Regions from separate parts of the Homo sapiens genome. Here region 1 is linked to region 2. The links are chromatin contacts, found by Hi-C or POLR2A ChIA-PET in ENCODE. All regions are on one chromosome and are shown on one strand. Each heading gives the region's core, a stretch centred on a gene start or an enhancer-like site at or near the end of the contact. The rest is flanking DNA. Distances are from core to core; before and after follow the strand shown.

What was found. A loop is a pair of places that touch in the nucleus more often than their neighbours do. ChIA-PET counts read pairs that join two places held with the same protein, here RNA polymerase II (POLR2A). Pooled maps may share reads with other maps.
Region 1: a map of CD4-positive, alpha-beta T cell shows a loop between it and region 2 (6-fold over the local background). The contact joins the promoter of C19orf12 here to the enhancer-like site in region 2. A Hi-C loop is called at or near these places in 1 of 168 maps with a recorded cell type or tissue (CD4-positive, alpha-beta T cell) and 6 of 50 pooled maps. POLR2A ChIA-PET finds 5 or more read pairs at or near these places in 1 of 52 experiments (activated CD4-positive, alpha-beta T cell).

Annotation. Positions count from the first base shown.
Region 1 is chr19:29,714,011-29,717,770 of GRCh38, forward strand. C19orf12 (chromosome 19 open reading frame 12) reads right to left here and starts at 1,251. Exons shown (of 3, transcript NM_031448.6): 1 at 1,115-1,251. RefSeq lists a silencer at 786-1,575 and enhancers at 1,746-1,845, 2,391-2,610.
Region 2 is chr19:31,212,409-31,215,771 of GRCh38, forward strand. It overlaps a transcript of TSHZ3 not described here. Among named protein-coding and RNA genes, the nearest start is that of LINC01791, 47 kb to the left of the region's middle. Within about 2 kb of position 1,888, at least 7 of the 41 ENCODE cell types and tissues checked have a DNase peak (open chromatin) inside an H3K27ac peak, as active enhancers do.

The sequences.
Region 1 (3,760 bases), core at 1-2,500, 1.5 Mb before region 2:
TCTCTTTCCCTCTCCCCTTCCTTCCTGCTTTTTGTTGTTGCTGGTGTTGTTGTTGTTTTTTCCAGAAACGCAGTCTCCCTGTGTTGCCTAGGCTGGTCGGGAACTGGCCTCAAGCAATTCTTCCGCCTCGGCCTCCCGAGTAGCTGGAACTACAGGTGCTATTCCAAGATGGTGAAACCCCGTCTCTACTAAAAAATACAAAAATTGGTCGGGGTGGCTCACGTCTGTAATCCCAGCATTGCAGAAGGCTGAGGCAGGTGGATCGCAAGGTCAGGAGTTTGAGATTAGCCTGGCCGATATGGTGAAACTCCGTCTCTACTAAAAATACAAAAAAATTAGCCAGGCTTGGTGGTGTCGCCTGTAATCCCAGCTACTAGGGAGGCTGAGGCAGGGGAATTGCTTGAACGAGGGAGGTGGAGGTTGCAGTGAGCCGAGATCGCGCCATTGCACTCCAGCCTGGACAACAGAGCAAGACTGTCTAAACAAAAGCTCAACAAACTACCTGCCATCCCCAAAACTAATCTCACCTCCTAAAGCATTAACGACCCTTCCTGACCAAATCTAAACTAGCGCCCAGATTTTCTTCCCATATGGCTCAGCCCAGCTCCGCTGCCCCACAGGTGTCCTGTCAGGATCCGCTTCACATTTATAATACCTAGCACCCCACCCCCAGCCCCGCCCCTGCCCCACCAGCCACCCCCACTCTACCCCACCCCTACCCATCACATTCCGCACCCCACCCCCGCCAAACCCACATCCCCACCCCACCCAACCTCACCCACTCCCACCACATCCACCACCCGCACCCCACCCCCACCCACCACACCCATGCCTACGCCACTCCTGGGTGACAGCGAGCCAGGGCCCGGGACTCTAGTCCCAGCTCTGCTGCTTACTTGTGTGACTTCAGCCTCTCCATGCCTCAGTTTCTCCATAGGGACAATGACTACACTAACAGTGTCCACCCCGGCACCGGGAGGGCCGGGCTCCCGGCAGGGCGGGGACCCTCTCCCCAAGGCACTCCCGGGTCTCCAGGCCTGCTCTTGGGGTGCCCCCTCCTCTCGCGGGGCGCGGCCTGGGAGGCGCCCCGCCCCGGCTCCGGGCGCTCCTTTACCTGGGGGAGCGGAGGTCTACGCGGCGCGCTCGGCGATCAGACGCGGCTGCAGCCCGGGCCTGGCAGGCCCCGGGCTCCCCGCCCAGCTCCCCAGCCCCGCGGAGGGTCGCGCAGGCCTTGGTGGCGGCCCCGGCGCTGGCCCCGCCCTCCGTCCCACCTTCCGGCTGCGCCGGGCCTTCCGGGAAGCCACGCGCCGGGCCAGCTCCTGGCTCCGAGCTGCGCCCGGCCTTAGGGGGAGCCGGGGGTCGCTGCTGGGCACCCCCTCCCCGGTCCTGGCCCACCCCGCCGCTGTCACCGGGGCCCTGGCTTGGGTTGCGGGTGGCGTAAGGAGACGAGGCGCCCGGAGAAGAGTCCTGGGAACCGCAAGGCCGCGCTCCCGCAGGCCCAGCCCTGCCTTTCTCCCACGCGCACGCATGATCACATCCGGGCCCCGCGCACCTGCCTCCAGGACCGCGGGGACCTCCCGGAGACCTCCCTCCCTTTGGCCTGGAGGACCCCTCTCTCCCCGCAGCCTGGGCACAGAAGAGAGCACAGGGGCATCTGGAGGTCAAGGGTGCTGCGTCAGTATTTGGTGAATGTGTGGGCCGGAGCCAGATTTCCTCTGTTCCAGAGCCTGCTCTGGAGCCTCTGGGTCTGGGGGTTGCAAAAGGAGAAGCAGGTTGGGTGGGACTCGTAATCCCAGCTGCCAGTGAGGCTGAGGAGGGAGGATTGCTTGAGCCCAGCAGTTCGAGCGTGGGCAACACAGTGACATCCCATCTCTACAAATAATAATAAAAATTAGGCCGGGTGGGTGAGTCATACCTGTGACCTACAGCATTTTGGGAGGCTGAAGCGGGAGGATTGCTTGAGCCCAGGAGTTCGAGGCTGCAGTGAACTATGATCCCACCACTGCACTTCAACCTGGGTGACAGAGTGAGACCGTCTCTTAAAGAAAGAAAAAAAAGGAAAAGAACTGGCTTTGCTCTTAGGAGTCTTGGATGGGGACCAAAGCTGAGGCAAGGCAGCCTCTTAGGAAGGTGCAAAGGGCATGAGGCTGGGGTTGCAGAACTGCCTGGGAATACTACTTTATTGAGGCCTGTGGAAAGCTGTCCCTACTCTTGTCATGCAAGGTCTGGCCTTGAACCATCTCAAATCCAAAAGTGGCTTCTGGGGGGCTCTATAGAGAATTAATCCTAACAGGAACCCTGCAAAGCAGGCATGGTTGTCACTGCTATATTACAGATGGGAAGCTCTAAACACAGGCTGCTCTGCCCAAGGCCATCCTGGTTAGAAAGTTTCAGGGCCCAAACTCCAGCCTCGGTCTCGGTATCTCAAAGTCTCCGCCTGTGACCAGCACTCTGCCTGCTTTCCAGGGTGCCATGGGCACCCAGAGGACGGACCCTTTTCCATTTTTAAAAGAATGGAACAAACGCTCTTAATACCAAGCTTCCCCAGGCCTTGGCTGGGATAAAACAACCCCATTTATTCCTGAATCGGAGCTTTTGCTTGAGTTTGGGTGACTTTCAAGAGGGAAAGTGAACTGAGGCCAGGGGAACTCAGCTTGCTGCCTTCCTGGGGCCTGAGTGTGGCGCTCCCGTTTCTCTGCGGGCAGCTCCCTCTGGCGGCACATTGCAGAACTGGCCTGCAGACTCCTCCCCCAGAGATAGTGGGGAAGAGGGCCTGTGTAGGGAAAGATGCTGGGAGTGAAAGAAGCTTCAAAGTCCAGGCCCTCCAGAGAAGGCAAGCATGTAAGAGGTTCATGCAGCCCAGCGCGGTGGCTCACACCTGTAATCCCAGCACTTTGGGAGGCCGAGGCGGGCAGATCACCTGAGGCCAGGACTTTGAGACCAGCCTGGGCAACATGGTGAAACCCCATCTCCACTAAACATGGAAAAATGAGCCAGACATGGTTGGTGCAAGCCTGTAGTCCCAGCTACTCGGGAGGTTGAGGCAGGAGAACCGCTTGGACCCGGCAGATGGAGGTTGCAGTGAGCCGAGATCGCGCCATTGCATGCAAATCTGCAACCCATCAGCCTCCTGGGCCTCATTCTGATACGAATGCAGGCATAACATGACCGCACACTCTGAACCCCAGAGATGGAGCACACAGTGCCTCATGCTCCTAAAGGCAACTGCGGCCTCCTGCACAGTGAGCAAGGCGTGCCGTGGGGTCTCGGTGGTGGCGCGGAAATGGCACTGGCCCAGCACACAGCGATGCTTTATGCTGCTTACAGTGACCTAGGGAAAGTTCTTCCACGTCTCCGTGCCTCAGTTTCCTCATCTGGGAAATGGCAACAAGAGTAGTACTTATCCTATAGGGTTGTTCTCAACATAAAAGGAGGTAATATATATGAATCTAGATTATTCTTGTTTACATTACAGAATGTGAAAATGAGCGGCTTCTCCAAAGTCCCATGAGCCTCATGGGCCCAAGGTAGTGGGAAATCCAGTTCTACCCCCACCTTGACAAAACATTCTCTTGCTGATGGGCCCAACAATGCCCTAGGGTGCTAGGTGGTGTTCACACGGCCAGCCAGAGTCAAAACTCAGACGGGGCCAGCGTTCTATGCCCTCACTTTCTCCCAAAGCTGAGTGCACCAGCTCCTAAAACTTCCATGGCTCCTTCAGGCTAAAGCCACCCACCTAGACCAGGGCTGGATGATCCGC
Region 2 (3,363 bases), core at 638-3,137:
GATCACACCACTGCACTCCAGCCTGGGTGACAGAGTGAAACTGTGTCTCAAAAATAAAAATAAATAAAGAAAAATAAAAAGCAAAAGGCTCTCATTATGTATCATCAGGGGAATTAAAATCAAAACAACAATAAGATGCCACTACACCCCTGTTAAAATAGACAAAATCGAGAACACTGACAACTCCCAGTGCTTCCAAGAGTACTGGGGAACTCTGTTACCGGAACTCTGATTCAGTACCAATGGAAATGCAAAATGGAACAGCCACTTGGAAGACAGTTTGGTGGCTTCTTACAAAACTGAACATCCTCTTAGCATACCATCCTGCAATCCCACTCCTTGATGTTTACCCAAAGGAGATTAAAATTTATGTCTCACAAAAGGCACATGGGTGTTTATGGCAGGTTTATTCATAAGTATTAACACTTGAAAGCACCCAAGACTGCCTTCAGTAGGCAAATGGATAAATAAAATGTGGTACACCCAGACAACAGAATATTATTCAGCACTATAAAGACAGAAGCTAACAAGCCATGAAAAGACATGGGAGAATCTCAAAAGCCTATAATAAAGTGAAAGAAGCCAGTGTGAAAAGGCTATATATGGTACAATTTCAACCATACGACATTCTGGAAAAGGCAAACTATGGAGACAGTAAAAAGATTGACTGGGTGCGGTGGCTCAAGACTATAATCCTAGCACTTTGGGAGGCGGAGGCGGGTGGATTGCCTGAACTCAGGAGTTTGAGACCAGCCTGGGCAACATGGTGAAACCCCGTCTCTACTAAAATACAAAAAAATTAGCCGGGCGTGGCGTCATGCACCTGTAGTCCCAGCTACTCAGGAGGCTGAGGCAGGAGAATTGCTTGAACCTAGGAGGCAGAGGTTGCAGTGTGCCAATATCACACCACTGCACTCCAGCCTGAGCAACAGAGCGAGACTCTGTCTCAAAAAAAAAAAAAAAAAAAAAAAAAAAAAAAAAAATCAGTGGTGTCCAGGGGTAAGGAGGGAAGGATGAATAGGCAGAGCACAGAAGATTTTAGGACAGTGAAACTACTCTATAGGATACTATAATGGTGGATCCATGTCTTTGTACATTTGTGTAAACCCATAGAATGTACAACATCAAGAGTGAACACTGACATAGCTATGTACTTTGGGTGGTGATGATGGGTCAATGTAGGTTCCTCAGTTGTAACAAAGGTACCACCCTGGTGGGGGATGTTGGTAACGGGGTGATTGCATGTATGTGTAAGCAACAGGAGGTATATGGGAAATCTCTGTATCTCTTGTGAACCAAAAACTGAAATAAAGTCTATTTAAAAGAAAAAAACGCAATGGAGGAGAGGAGCAGATTACATAAAAGGAATGAGCGTGCTGGCACTTAGCGCACGTTTGGTGCCCAGTCCTCACTCTCATTCTCTTTAGAATAAGTCTACACTCTTTCTTCTGAGCCTCGAGCTGCCCCTGGAGTTTAGACAATTATCTTCCTTTGAGGATTTGAGAAAAGTTTTCAAATTGCGACAATTTAGGGGGATTTTATTTTTTATTTTATTCTTATTTCTCACTCCTTACTTCTTCCTGCACTTGGAATCGTTAACTTGTGCTGAGTGTGGCCGCCAGGCCATCACTGCTAGAAAGGACGAGAGATTCTTAGCAGTAGTCAGAGAGCACCCGTCGGGACCAGTCCTTCTAATTCTCAAACCAAATGAGGTTGAACAAACCCGGGTAAGTTTTGGCGCTTCCGGCTGGTTGTTCCAAATCTTTGAAAGCCCTCTGCGCACTCTCCGTCATTCATGTAATCATTTAAAATATGTCTTCCTGTACAGGAACTGGGTCCCAGCCGCAGGGTAACCAGAGGCTGCATGAGTCACTGTGGTTAAGACAGATCATTGAATTCTCAGCTGGCGTGACCTCATAGCTGGGAAGCCAGAGGGCCTGCGCCAGCCAAGAGGAGCTAGCTTTGCTGATGGTGTGGTGCAGGAAGTGACTCTGCCCCATACCTGAGTCCTTTCCATAGGAAGTGAGCTGAGTGGAGACAACAGCAGATTGAGAAAGCAAGAACAGAGTCTTTGATTCTTGAGTTTTATTCAGCTCAGGGAAAGACTGCATTCATACCTGGATAAGGCATTGCACCTAAGTTGACTGAGACTTATCACTTTCACATCCCAGGATTAAGTGTGGGGGTCCTGAAGACCTATTTCCTAAAGAATCAGGCAGGCCGGGCGTGGTGGCCCACGCCTGTAATCCCAGCACTTTGGGAGGCCAAGGCAGGCAGATCACGAGGCCAGGAAATCGAGACCATCCTGGCTAACACGGTGAAACCCCGTCTCTACTAAAAATACAAAAAATTAGCCGGGCGTGGTGGCGGGCGCCTGTAGTCCCAGCTACTCGGGAGGCTGAGGCAGGAGAATGGCGTGAACCCGGGAGGCGGAGCTTGCAGTGAGCGGAGATCCGGTCACTGCACTCCAGTCTGGGCGACAGAGCGAGACTCTGTCTCAGAAAAAAAAAAAAAAAAAAAAAAAGAACCGAGCATTCAACCCTCATCCATAGACCATTCCCTCTTTGCCAAAAATGTAACAAAGCAGGAGGGGATTAAAATAAAATTTTTAAAAAGTTGGCAGGTACCAAATATTGATACAAAAATGAAGATATTCGGTTGGTTGGCTATACATCTCCAGTGTAGGTGTTTCAAGCATTTCCCAGACATTAGTCATTTAGATACCACATTCAGAATTGTGGCGCTATATCATGTCAATACTACCCTGTACTCATATTTTTCTTTAATATGAGTCAGGTCTTTACTTAAATAAATTTACTCAAAAAGGAAAATTGCTGTCACTCACTGGGAAGTCAGAATCATCTGTCATAAATTGTAAATCACACAAATGAATTTAATGAAAACATTAAATTAGAAGCATCTGTCCACAGAGCACATAAAATAATCTTAAATAACATCAATGCTATACAAGTAAACAAGAAACATCAAAGAACATCAATGGTATAAGTGTATACAAGAAATATCCATGGTATAAGTGTAGACAAGAAATATCAGAAATAGGGTAAAAATGTGAGCTTTAAAAAACTAAAACTCTGAAGATAGCTGGTCCCAATTGTGTTGTTTTAACCATAAAATAAAATGATTTTTTACATTAATAGGAATATTTACAGAAAAAGGTTCTAAGCTGGGTGTGGTGGCTCACGCCTATAATCCCAGCACTTTAGGAGGCTGAGGCTGGCGGATCACGAGGTTAGGAGTTCAAGACCAGCCTGACCAACATGGTGAAACCCTGCCTCTATTACAAATAAAAAAATTAGCCGGGCATAGTGGTGTGTGCCTGTAATCCCAGCTACTTGGGAGGCT